3 separate regions of the Homo sapiens genome follow, and regions 1 and 3 are each linked to region 2. The links are chromatin contacts, found by Hi-C or POLR2A ChIA-PET in ENCODE. All regions are on one chromosome and are shown on one strand. Each heading gives the region's core, a stretch centred on a gene start or an enhancer-like site at or near the end of the contact. The rest is flanking DNA. Distances are from core to core; before and after follow the strand shown. Region 1 holds the start of RFC5 (replication factor C subunit 5). Region 2 overlaps TAOK3 (TAO kinase 3). Region 3 overlaps WSB2 (WD repeat and SOCS box containing 2).

Region 1 (4,483 bases), core at 134-2,633, 340 kb before region 2:
AAAATGGCATGCTAATGATCTAAGCCCCCAGTGTTAAAGTTTCCTGGGAGCAAGCAGAGTAGGGGCACTGTCACATCACAAGCCCTAGCTGATCCCCTTCTTCGGGGTCCCCAGGCAGGGGCTAGGGTGAAGCCATAACTGCCATCACATACTTGCCACTGTCCCTCTGCTGTGTTCCTGAAGCAGGTGACAGTGATGTAATCCTATGCAAAGAGTATTGCTACCTCCTAATCAGAACACTGCTGACCCCAGGCCAGCCTCAAAAATCCTCCAGGATTTTTGTCTTCCTCATCATGTTAAAAGAAAAAAAAAAAGAAAAGACTTCAATATGGATGCTTTGCATGCTCATTGCTGGAAAATACAGACCAGGCCAGGCGCAGTGGCTCACGCCTGTAATCCCAGCACTTTGGGAGGCTGAGGCGGGTGGATCACTTGAGGTCAGGAATTCGAGACCAGCCTATCCAACATGGCAAAATCCCATCTCTACTAAAAATACAAAAATTAGCCAGGCGTGGTGGCGCGCGCCTGTAATCCCAGCTTCTCCGGAGGTTGAGGCAGAGAATCGCTTGAACCCGGGAGGCAGAGGTTGCAGTGAGCCGAGATAGCGCCACTGCACTCCAGCCTGGGTGACAGAGCAAGACACCAAAAAAAAGAAAAGAAAATACAGACCAACAAAAAAGAAGAAAATAAAAGTGATCTAGAATTCTCCTCGCCTCAGGAAAAAAACCTAAAATGTTGATATCGATTCTCCTCAGTATCTCAGATCACAAGGACCTTGTCCTCTGTGTTCATGAACTAGACCTTCCAGCGACACAGATTAACCCAACTGGAAGTTTCTGTTTGTTTTTCTCTGGAGTCGTTTTCTGGAGGTTGGTTCCCTAAACTTTTTGGGCGAGGGGCACGGATTCCGGAGATAGGTAGGTTGCAGTTGTGTTTGTTTGGGGTTGTTTTCATTTCCAAATATTCACCTCCCAGCTTGGGGGCCGAGAGGTATCTCAAGCCTTCTTTCGCAAAGGCATCTATATTCAAGACCCAGCCGTTTTACTCGGTGTTGTTTTTTTTCTTAGATTTTTTTTTTTTTTTTTGAGCCCCGGCAGCTTTTGTTCCTTTGAATTTAAGTGTTTGAAGCTTGGCGATGGCAGGAATTGGCTTTGGCCTTGAGATCTTAATATGTAATGATGACTGGGGCTGCAGGGGGCCCTGCCTCTCCCGCTGCCCTGCTCTGGAAGCGCCTGGGTATCTGAGAGTTCAGAGCAGGCTGGAGGGGCGGAGCTTGGAGGGACGCTGGCGGCCCGCGCCTCCGGTAACCTAGCAACCGACGCCCTAGCAACGCGAGGGGGCGGGACCGAGGGAGGAAGTCGGAAACTGGTGGCCGCGTCTCGCGAGAGTTGCTTTTGCGCGCGAACTGTAAGTGCCAGGGTCTCAGGGTCAGGTCGCGGCTGGTCACTGTGCAGGCGCTTGGGTGACGCGACGATCTCAGCGGATCTGGTCACCTTCGTCTCCCCGCCATGGAGACCTCAGCACTCAAGCAGCAGGAGCAGCCCGCGGCGACCAAGATCAGGAACCTGCCCTGGTAGGAGGAGGCCGAGCGGCGGCGGTGGGCAGAGGGGGCCAGGCGGCCGCGCGGGGAGGAGGTGGCTGGGGTGGCAGGTGACCGGACCCCAACCCGACCTCTTCCCGTCGTCTCCAGGCCTGCAGCCGGGACCGACCTGCAGAGGTTTCCCCCGACACCCCCCAGCTACCCAGACTCGTCCGTTCTGTTTAGGGCTTTTGCCAGTTCTCACCCTTTCACCCCCAGCTCCATTTGCCGAAGAAGAAGGCGGCTTTCGCACCTGGTGACAGCACAGGGGTTCGATCCCGCGTCTCCTGACGCCTGCAATGGCCTCCATGCCAAAATGCCCTCTTCCCACTCTTCAAAACCTGCGATGCGACTATTGGTCACATTTTAAACTAGTAATAACGCTCCCTGGTCAACTTTTATTGAATGGCATATTATTAGATTAGCAGACGCCCTGTTAGATGTTCGATCCTTACAAAGACCGTAGGAGGTAGGCACCGCTTCAAATTTTACACAGGAGGAAACTGCATTTTAGAAAGATGTAATGACTTCCCTATGGTCCAAGGGAGAAAATTGGCTTGGAGGTGAATCTAGGAAGTCTGAATTCAGATCTTGTACTCTTAACCATCCTACTTAAACAGCTATGTTCTCGCAATGCTTCCAAGACTTTGAAGCAATTTGGCTTGGCTTCGAAAAGCTGCAAGTTGTCATTGTCTAGTAACTAGTTCAATTTGTCTTTATTGTGGTTAAAAAAAACCCAGAAGATTGACAGTTGTAACTATTTTATGTATTTACGTATTTTTTTTTTTTAGAGACAGGGTCTCGCTCTGTCGCCCATGCTGGAGCGCAGTGGTGTGATCACAGCTCAGTGTAACCTCAAACATTGGGGTTCAAGCCATTCTCCTGCCTCAGCCTCCGAAGAACTGGGACTTTTAGAGGCGAGCTACCAAGCCCATCCTGTAACCATTTTAAAATGTACAATTCAGTGGCATTAAGTACATTCAGAATGCAGTGTACTGTTGTGGAGTCTTCCCGCTATCTAGTTCCAAAATTTCATCACCCCAAATGGAAATCCTTTACCCATTGACAGTTACTCCCCATTCTCCCCTTCCTCTAGCCCCTGGCAACCACTAATCTGCTTTCTATCTATGGATTTGCCTATTCTGGACATTTCATGTAAGTGGAATCCTACACTATGTGGCCTTTTGTGTCTGGTTTCTTTCACTCAGGATCATGTTTTCAAGGTTCATGCATGTTGCTGCTTGTATCAGTAGTTAATTTCTTGTTATGGCTGAATCATATTCCATTGTATGGACAGAAGAGATTTTACCTATCCATTCTTCTGTTGAAGTCTATTTGGGTAGGAGTTCAGTTTCAAATGCACTTTGCAATAGTAGGTGCCCATCAGGTTGAGATTATAGGCAAACAGCTGGAAAGATGAAGTTAGAACAGAGTTTTCAACCTCAGCACTATTGACATTTTGGGCCAGATACTCTGGGTGGGTTTAGGGGAGCTGTCCTGTGCACTGTAGCATGTTTAACAGCATTCCTGGAGACTACACACTGAGTGCCATAGGACCCTCTGCCCACCTGTGACAACTAAGTATGTTTCTAGATATCACTAGATGTTCCTAGGAAGACAAAATCACCTGTGGTTGGGAACCACTGGTCTGTTCAAACTTAAAGTGCTTTCTTATTCTTCCTTTTTAAATTAGGATATGAAAGGATTCTGTTTTTTTTTTTAAGACAAGGTCTCACTCTGTCGCCCAGGCTGGAGTGCTGGAGTGCAGTGGTGCAATCTCGGTTCACTGCAACCTCCGCCTCCCGGGTTCCAGCAATTCTCCCACCCCAGCCTTCGGGGTAGCTGGGGCTACAGGGGTATGCCACCATGCCCAGCTAATTTTTGTATTTTTTGGTATTTTTTATTGAATGGCATATTATCGGGTTAGCAGACACCCTGTTAGTTGTTCTATCCTTACAAAGACCCTAGGAGGTACCCATAGAGACAGGGTTTTGCCATGTTGGCCGGGCTGGTTGGTCTTGAACTCCTGACCCCAAATGATCCACCCACCTTGGCCTCCCAAAGTGCTGGGATTACAGGCATGAGCCACTGTGCCTGACCTGCAAGGATTCTTTTGCACATAAAATATTCTTGCATTTATATATGTCATAATACATACTAAATTGTATTTCAGGGTTGAAAAATACCGGCCACAGACCCTGAATGATCTCATTTCTCATCAGGACATTCTGAGTACCAGTAAGTATTCATGTGTCAGTTGCTCTTGTCCTGCTTGAGCGACTTGTATAAATTGCTTGGTGATGTTGTCTCTCCTAAGTAATAACTTCAAAGAATCTGATTGCGCTTTGTAGAATGTGGCTTTAAGATCATTCATTCATTTTCTTCAGGTTGCTACAGTCCAGTGGGTAAGTCACAAACATGAGCATAAAATTGCAACACAGTGGAGTAAAAATAGCATTACGGAGAATCATTTAAGTTCACAGATGTTGCCAGCACCCAGAAAGGTGCCTGTAACACAGTAGGCACTCAATAAATACTTGTTGACTGGCTGCGCTATTGAGTGAATTCCAGTTGTTCCACGAAAGTAGATATGAGGCCCCTACATCAAGTTGTATCTGCCTCTGATTTGGACATTGAATTGGGTTGAAGAGCTTTCAGCCCAACTCAGGAGCCCAGGGTGAATGAGGCAGCTCCCAAAGACTGATGGTGCCCTTCTTCCTTCCTGATCCTCAGTTCAGAAGTTTATCAATGAAGACCGACTGCCACACTTGCTTCTCTACGGTCCCCCAGGGACAGGCAAGACATCTACCATCCTAGCCTGTGCGAAACAGCTATATAAAGACAAAGAATTTGGCTCCATGGTCTTGGAGGTAAATAAGATTGTTCTTACTCTACAAATAACTT
Region 2 (3,970 bases), core at 255-2,754:
TTGTCAGATTATATAATCATTTTGATGAATAATTATTAAATCTACAGTCGATCCCTGTCTCCTTCTTCCTATCCCCTTGGAATGGGTAGTACACAATGTGGTAAGAGGAAGGGCATAAATAAGATCGGTGGATTTCATCCCTGTGTTCCCTGGTACTTTCTAAATACTTCTATTATTATAACGCTGATTTTATTATCTATACATAATGCCATGTGTTGTTGTATCTCTTTCCATGATCACTTTCTGGTGAAGCTATGAATGAGAACTGAAATATCCAAAAATGGCAAAAATAAGCATAACTATTCTTGCACACTGAGCTCTTCCTTTACAGTGTGTGGCCAAAATTATGCTTTTCATACATTATTTCATTTAATCCTCACAACAATCCTGTGAAGTAGGTATTATAATTATATCAATTTTACAGAAGAAGAAACTGAGGTTTCGGGGAGGTTAAGGGATTTGTGCAAAGTCACAAAGCTAGTAGGTGGCAGACATGTTTATCTGCCACACTCTTATTAAACATTAAACTATCCTGCCAATCCCAAACCTATGTGACAGAAACTGAAAGTAAGAAATACCAGAAACCTGGATATGCTGCTGATCATGTAAAAGAATTAGGGAAGGGCATCAATTCTAAGAATTGTGTGATACAAATGATAGCTTCCTTGACTCACTTCCAACCTTTCCTTGAACTGAAAACATGGCATTCCATTCCTGAAGGAGAATGGGACACTACTATGCACTGGGAATGTAACTGTCCCCTCCCCTCTTTTAGTAGGATAACTTGCATTACTATTTGATGGTATTGACAGGATCTCAATATCTTCTCAATTTGGTCACTTTCTTTTTTTTTTTTTTTTTTTTTTGAGATGGAGTCCGGCTCTGTCGCTCAGGTTGGAGTGCAGTGGCACAATCTCAGCTCACCGCAACCTCCGCCTCCCAGGTTCAAGTGATTCTCATGTCTCAGCCTTCCGAGTAACTGGGATTACAGACTTACACCACCACGCCCAGCTAATTTTTGTATTTTCAGTAGAGACGGGGCTTCACCATGTTGGCCAGGGTGGTCTCAAATTCCTGGCCTCAAGTGATATTCCAACTTCGGCCTCCCAAAGTGCTGGGATTACAGGCGTCAGCAACAATGCCCGGCCTCAATTTGGTCACATTAAAAAAAAATGATATGGCCACGTGCAGTGGCTCACACCTGTAATCCCAGAGTTTTGGGAGGCAGAGGCAGGAGGATCTCTTGAGGCCAGGATTTTGAGACCAACCTAGGCAACACAGCAAGACTCCCTCTTTACAAAAAAAAAGAAACTTTAAAAAATTAGCCAGGCATGGTGGCACATGCCTGTAGTCTCGGCTACTGGGGAGGCTGAGGCAGGAGGATCACTTGAGCTCAGGAGTTCAAGGCAGCAGTGAGCTATGACTGTGCCACTGCACACCAACCTGGGTGACAGGGTGAGACTCTGTCTCTAAATAAACAAGCAAGCTACTACTTAGATCAGCCAGTTTAAGACTAACTAGGTTGGTTGGTAACATAAAAATGATTTCTTAATAGAATATCCAGTGACCCGAGCAACTTGCATAACTCCTACCAGTGAAACTAACCTTTAAAAAATGTTCTCAGTACATGAAATGTATTCATAAGATACTTCTAAAAATAACTCCCCACTGTAATTCCCTCCTTATGCATCTGGGCAGAGATGTCATATTTCCTTCACAAAGCTTCCTTTTATGTTGCAACAGTAAGAATCTCAATTTCAAGCTAAACCAGAACAATCTAGAACTATAAACTTTTTCATAAGACATGATTATTTGTATTAGTATGCTATATTTTATATAAATTGTCCACATGTGATGGGACATCCTTACGTTTTTAACTCAGAACTATTTTTAACTGGAAAACAAAGCAGCTGTAGTTTTAAATTCTGTCATCCTTCCCCCATCTTTTTTCTGCTAACACGTGGCTTTCCACAAAAGGGTCAGTGTGATCTTTGCAGATCAGAGATAAGGAATATAGCCACAATAAACTAGAGAAGGTTAAGCACGTTTTAAGTAATTCAGGAGTTTAAAACTTGTCATCTATGTATAAAACAAGCAAACAGTTATAAGTGGTTAAATAAACATGTACAAATTAATAGGATGGAGTTTGTAACTTCTACTTTTCCCTTCAACGAGTGTCATTTTGGCAGGCAGCCATATAATCTGCAATAATCTGTCATCACGAAGCACCACCCACTTCCTCTGCTTCACCCCCATCCAAGCTATGACTGGGATATTTCTGGACTGCTAATATAACATTCAGACAATCATAAAAGGCCTCTCAATGAAAGCTGAAATTAACATAATTTGTACTTTTAAGTTTTAAACATGCATAAATCTTAAGGAAAAAGAACGTGCTATATGACATCACATTTTAAAGATTATTTGACACTTAAAATTTCCTTTTTCATACATTAGAAAGAATAGCGCCCCCATTAGTAATATCCACTGCAATGCTTCTTAAATGAAAACATCCTATGCATAATTATAAGACTTAATTTACACATTTAACCTGCACAGTATTATGAGTTTGGATATGACAGTCACATGTTAGCCTATGCATTTTATTTAAACCTCATTCCAAGAGACTAGTGAAGTTGGTAAAGAAATTATTAAGGTAGCTTTCCTGATTTATAACATATTTTGCATTAACTTTTTAACATACAAATGATGACATGTCAAAAAAAAAGTATCTGTTTTCCTACTTAAACTAAATTCATTTTATGGACTATAGTAGTCACATAAATTGTTAATAACCGAATGGCCAACATGTTTTATTTTTATACTTTCATAAGTAGCTAACTCTATGTATTAAATTGATTTAAAAAGTTACAAAACAAAATAAATGTGACCAAACCCTCTGACTTTTCTGTCTCTAAATTTGGTATTACATTCAAGAAACAGCTCTGCTTTCTATACTATTTTCCCTTTCTGTGAATGAAGAAAAATAGGAGGCAGGCTTGTTACTTTTAAAGATCTCTAGGATGAATAGTGTGCCACTTGGAGTAGCTTGATTGTAAAATATTGTTTTAAAGTAATAATATCATCCATTAGCATAAACTGTATCCATTTAAGATGACCTTCAGTATATTTCAAGTTTTTTATTTAAAAGACTCTTCCGACAAAATATTGGTATTGTATTTCATGCTCAGCATTTACCTTAGTTATTCAGGAGAAAGAAAAAAATTAAATTTTTTTGAAAAATTGCCACTTTTATTTGTGGAATATCAAACTACAAATTAAATTAAATAGAGCACATGAATCCAATGACTTTTGAGGTTGATTACTCTCAGCTGGACTTTGAGCTAAGGCCATAAATATTTCACATGAAATTCAACAGAGTTTACTCATTTTTTTTAACAGTGTTTAGACACAAACCATATTTATAATCAACATTAAATGTAAAATAAAATACCAATGACACTTACTCACAGTAGATCTCAAACGCATGTCCTATATTTCCAGTTCAACATACTAAAGACTTTAAAAATTCCGTATTTAGCTACAACAATCAATACGATTTCCCCAGAGATGGCTTCATTTAAAAAACTGCCTCTTCCTCACAGGAAAGAAAAAACTGAACTTAAGTTATAAGAACACCCCAGGCTATCAGCACCTTCATCCCGAGAAAGGAAGTTATTACAGACACTTAGTTTTTTAAGTGAGGCTTAAAGAGAGTACTTCCTGGTCAGACAGCTAACGTCAACAGCAATTTATACAGCTTTGCATTTCGACATTTTAGAAAGAACTCTCTAAAAATTTTTCCAGAATTTTCCCCCCAGTACCTACAAAAGAGGAAAACTTGCTCAAGCTAATCTTATGTAAAAATCTATGAAAGTCTATCAATGCTCACCGTTATGGTATCAAGTAGATATCAGAACTGGTTACTATTATTGATAATTATATCAGCTTAAGTTTTAATTATTTTACA
Region 3 (4,000 bases), core at 1,354-3,853, 320 kb before region 2:
CCATGAAATGTAAACGTTGGCCAATCCATTCCCAGCTCTTCTGCTGTACTACTTGTTTTATGTGTTTATTTTTTGAGGCAAGATCATGCTCTGTCAGTCACCCAGGCTGGAATACCGTGACACGATCGTGGCTCGCTACAGCCTCCATGTCCCAGGCTCGAGCAGTTCTCCCACCTCAGCCTCCTGAGTAGCCGGAACCACAGAACCACAGGTAAATGCCACCACATCCTCAGCCCCCTGAGTAGCTGGGGCTACCATGCACACCAGCACCACACTAAGTTTTTTTGGCTATTTATTTATTTATTTTTTAAATAAAGATTGGGTCTTATCTCACTCTGTTGCCCAGGCTGATCTTGAACTCCTGGGCTCAAGCAGTCCTCCCACCTCAGCCTCCCAAAGTGCTGGGATTACAGGCATGTGCCGTCACACCCAGCCCTGCTTGTTTTAAAAGGGGACTTTTTTTTTTCTTAATGGAAAAAAATGAAACAGAGAGCCAAAAGCTTTTAACTGTTGTTTTTTTCTTTTCTTCAATGAAAGCCTCTCATTTTGAAAAGACATGTTTTTCTTCAAGCAACAAAGGTGGTAGAGGAAATTCCTCAACTTTCTCAACGAGTCATGTAACGTTACACTGGCCTCCATAAAGCACCGATTAAGAAAGCTAAAGAATAAGATGTTGTATTTCTTTTAAAATAATTTAAAATATATTAAATTTTCCTAAGGCAGGTTTTGTTTGAATGAGGTGTCTTGATTAGATAACTACATGCCACTGAAGGAGAACAGTACTTTTAAGGAGCTATTTTTGTTTCGCAGTAGAGTTGAAACCAGCTGATTAATCCAATGAAGTTAAACAGCAGAGACAGATCTCGTACATAAGAGTATCAGCTAAAGTCATGACTACACCAATTCTTTACACAATTAAGACATCTTTGCAACTGTTCAATTTAAGTACTATGGTTTTTAGATAATCGAGAAAAACACAGTTGTACCTTAACATCTGTTGAGAAAATACAAATAAATATGATGCTAATAAATGGCCACTGATAACTCAGTAGCCATCTGAATAGTCATGCGGTTTAAGAATACATCCTTGTATAATCTGACATACAAATTTGTCATTTCCTGCACATGCACACCATTGTTAAAAAAAAAAAAAAAAAGCCAGTAATAGTGTCTGGATCGGTCAGGAGCACGGCCTCTGAGTCCCCTGTAATTTAGTTAAGCTAAATTAATACCTCATACCAAATGGCTCCAGGAAAACTGTCCTGCAGGTCAGAAGGGAGCCCAAGAAGAAAAGCACTTGGCCAACATCGAAGCAACTCTGACCACAGCAGGAGAGAACTTGAACCAATGCTACCACTGCATCAGAAACACAAGGATAGGTACTAGGCAGAAGCCATCGTTCCCAGCGGAGGGAGTGTGAGCTGCTCTGCCACTAGAGAGGCTCTGGAGGCCTACTTAGTTGCATAATCAAAACAACATCAGTAACTGCACTTTGAATCAAAACAAGCAGAAAGAGTTCAACACTTGCTGTTCATAACTGGACTGAAAATTTAACGTAAGGCTCTGTTGCCGTGCAAGTGGAATCTCTTCCTCTAAGACTGACTTTCACATGCCAGGGAGAGAAAGATCCATGACTAGTACACTGGAATCTGGTTTTGCTACATTCTATTCACAATCCCAAAGAAATGCTATTTCAATGCAAGACCAGATGTTTGGCCCATTATTCCAGCAACTCCCTTTGACAGGACGATTTACCCTGCTACAAAGAAGCACAAGATGTGGTGTTGCTTAAAAAGTCCTGTATGTGAGGAACTCTTTCATTTTCTTGGGGATTGGCAGTGCTAGGACTTGGTAAGTTGTTAGGAAACTTCGAAGGGCTTTCCGGCATAAGTGCTTCAGTGAGGACAGGACCCTAGGAGCTGTCCAGAACTGGACGTGGCCATCTCTTGTCCTAAAATGAAACAGAAACCGATGCTAAGACAGAGCTTGGATGTTCATGTTTTCATGAGGATGAATACTCATGTTTCTGTTTTGACTGCAAAGAGCAGGAGACTTCGGAGAGTGAAATGTAACCCTGACTGTGGAAATGGATGTAAAATTGTGGTGCTGAATAATTAAAGCTGCTGATAGGATTAGAAAAACTCAAGACACCTGTGATACCAAAGCGCTCTCTCTGTCTCTCTCTCGGCACAGCCCTTTCTAAATCTGACCACAGTTAGTTCAAAAGTATAAGGGGGAAGAGTGCCACCTACTGAATTATAGATGTTACCTGTAAAGTGGTCTTTTAGCCCTAAATGGTTTCCCATATATTATGCATCATCTCAATTTTATTCTCCCTTGTGAACTTGGCCCATTAGGTGGCATGACTTACAGATCTTTAATTACATTTAGGTTAAATATTCAGAGAAAATGGGACACCGTTATTAGCAAAATCGATCATTTGAGTTTTATATAATCTTGAATTGCCTTAAAGCTTTCCTCATAGGCAAGAAAATTCTAGATGGTTTCTTTCCTTAAAAAGCTCCATGGTATACTCAGCAGAAAGCACCACCCATCTGTTCAGCTAACAAATACATACCCTGTGGCAATGACTCCACCATGTGGAAAAAATGTGCAGCAAAGCCCATTGGTCATAGGAGCAAATGCAATGGGAGTTTTCAGTTCCAGGGCCCAGATCCTGAGGAGTCTGGATGGGGAGAGAGAACATCTGGATATTAGCTGACCCAGGGCCAGACCAAGAGGGCCTTGCTGCCATTACTTGCAAGCACTTGTTCTGAGGCCATGTAAAGAGAGTTCTCTTCGTTACCTGTCATCTGCCACCGTGGCAAGGTACAAGCCTTCTGGAGAGAAGCACACAGATCTCAGTGAGCTAATGTGGACGTCACTGTCATCCATGGCGGGGTCAACCTGGGTGTGGCTGGGAAGGAAAGAAACAGGATGGCAGGCCTGGAGTGATGGCTGCTCTCCACCCTCCATCATCACCCTAGGCAGGAAGCCAAACTGCCCTGGCTACAAAAGGGCTCAAGATGCATTGTGTGCCCCTCGTGGAAAAGCTTGGGATTTGCACACTGGGAAAAAAAAGGGTATCTCAGAAGGCTCCAGGTGTCCTGTGGATGAAGGGTTACTAACACTTCCTTGTGCTAATTTGCTTATGCAAAGTAGGTCAGCCCTCACTTTAATGCCACAGTAGAAACTGCAAGTCTTTTTTAGGCTAAGATACATGATAATTATAGGACTGCCTATTATTTGCTTCATAAAACAACAGACACAAAAGGAAAAAGGAGACCAAGTTTGTGAGAACATGAAACTCATTTTGGAAAGCACAGTTTCGATAAGAGGCTCTTTCTGAACTTGTTACTACAGTTATTAGTAAATGGAAATAAAGAGTCATATTGAGGCTTCATAATGCTGATTCCGAAGAAGTACACACAGCCACCTGAATCAGGAGACTGGAAGACACTCAAAGCTACTTGAGAGGGCTTAATTGACAAGGCATCACTAAGAAGCAATGAACCAGGCCAGGCGCAGTGGCTCATGCCTATAATAGCAGTTTGGGAGACTGAGGCGGTGGATCACCTGAGGTCAGGAGTTTGAGACTAGCCTGGCCAACATGGTGAAACCCCATCTCTAATAAAAATACAAAAATTAGCCAGGCCTGGTGGCGCACGCTTGTAGTCCTAGCTACTCGGGAGGCTCAGGCAGCAGAATCGCTTGAACCCGGGAGGTGGAGGTTGCAGTGATCCAAGATTGCGCCACTGCACTCCAGCCTGGGTGACAGAGCGAGACTCCGTCTCAAAAGAGACCCACTGTGCCTTTTTATCCAGCTTGTCCCCTCCCATGTCCCAGATTCTAAAAGAGACATGTCTAATCCCAGGCAGGTTCCTCATCAGTCCCCCCACAAAAAAGTCATAGCAGGGATTCAGTCCTTACTGGAGTGACCTCAGCCTTTCGCCGGTGTAGGGGTCCCACATAATCACATTGGTATCGTAAGAAGCCGTGA

The links. A loop is a pair of places that touch in the nucleus more often than their neighbours do. ChIA-PET counts read pairs that join two places held with the same protein, here RNA polymerase II (POLR2A). Pooled maps may share reads with other maps.
Region 1: a pooled map shows a loop between it and region 2 (4-fold over the local background). The contact joins the promoter of RFC5 here to the enhancer-like site in region 2. A Hi-C loop is called at or near these places in 2 of 168 maps with a recorded cell type or tissue (both HL-60/S4) and 6 of 50 pooled maps. POLR2A ChIA-PET finds 5 or more read pairs at or near these places in 3 of 52 experiments (GM12878, K562 and activated T-cell).
Region 3: a pooled map shows a loop between it and region 2 (7-fold over the local background). The contact joins two enhancer-like sites. A Hi-C loop is called at or near these places in 1 of 37 single-sample maps with no recorded cell type and 7 of 50 pooled maps. POLR2A ChIA-PET finds 5 or more read pairs at or near these places in 2 of 52 experiments (AG04450 and activated T-cell).

The regions. Positions count from the first base shown.
Region 1 is chr12:118,015,320-118,019,802 of GRCh38, forward strand. It overlaps RFC5 (replication factor C subunit 5), which reads left to right and starts at 1,384. Exons shown (of 11, transcript NM_007370.7): 1 at 1,384-1,573; 2 at 3,753-3,817; 3 at 4,313-4,449. The coding sequence starts at 1,509. RefSeq lists an enhancer at 1,092-1,261 and a silencer at 1,626-1,675.
Region 2 is chr12:118,355,452-118,359,421 of GRCh38, forward strand. All of the region lies in intron 1 of TAOK3 (TAO kinase 3), which reads right to left. Among named protein-coding and RNA genes, the nearest start is that of TAOK3, 15 kb to the right of the region's middle. Within about 2 kb of position 1,505, at least 3 of the 41 ENCODE cell types and tissues checked have a DNase peak (open chromatin) inside an H3K27ac peak, as active enhancers do.
Region 3 is chr12:118,032,408-118,036,407 of GRCh38, forward strand. WSB2 (WD repeat and SOCS box containing 2) reads right to left here. Exons shown (of 9, transcript NM_018639.5): 6 at 3,931-4,000; 7 at 2,807-2,917; 8 at 2,579-2,686; 9 at 280-1,951. The coding sequence ends at 1,789. It also overlaps a transcript of RFC5 not described here. Among named protein-coding and RNA genes, the nearest start is that of RFC5, 18 kb to the left of the region's middle. RefSeq lists enhancers at 3,206-3,265, 3,276-3,325. Within about 2 kb of position 2,604, at least 4 of the 41 ENCODE cell types and tissues checked have a DNase peak (open chromatin) inside an H3K27ac peak, as active enhancers do.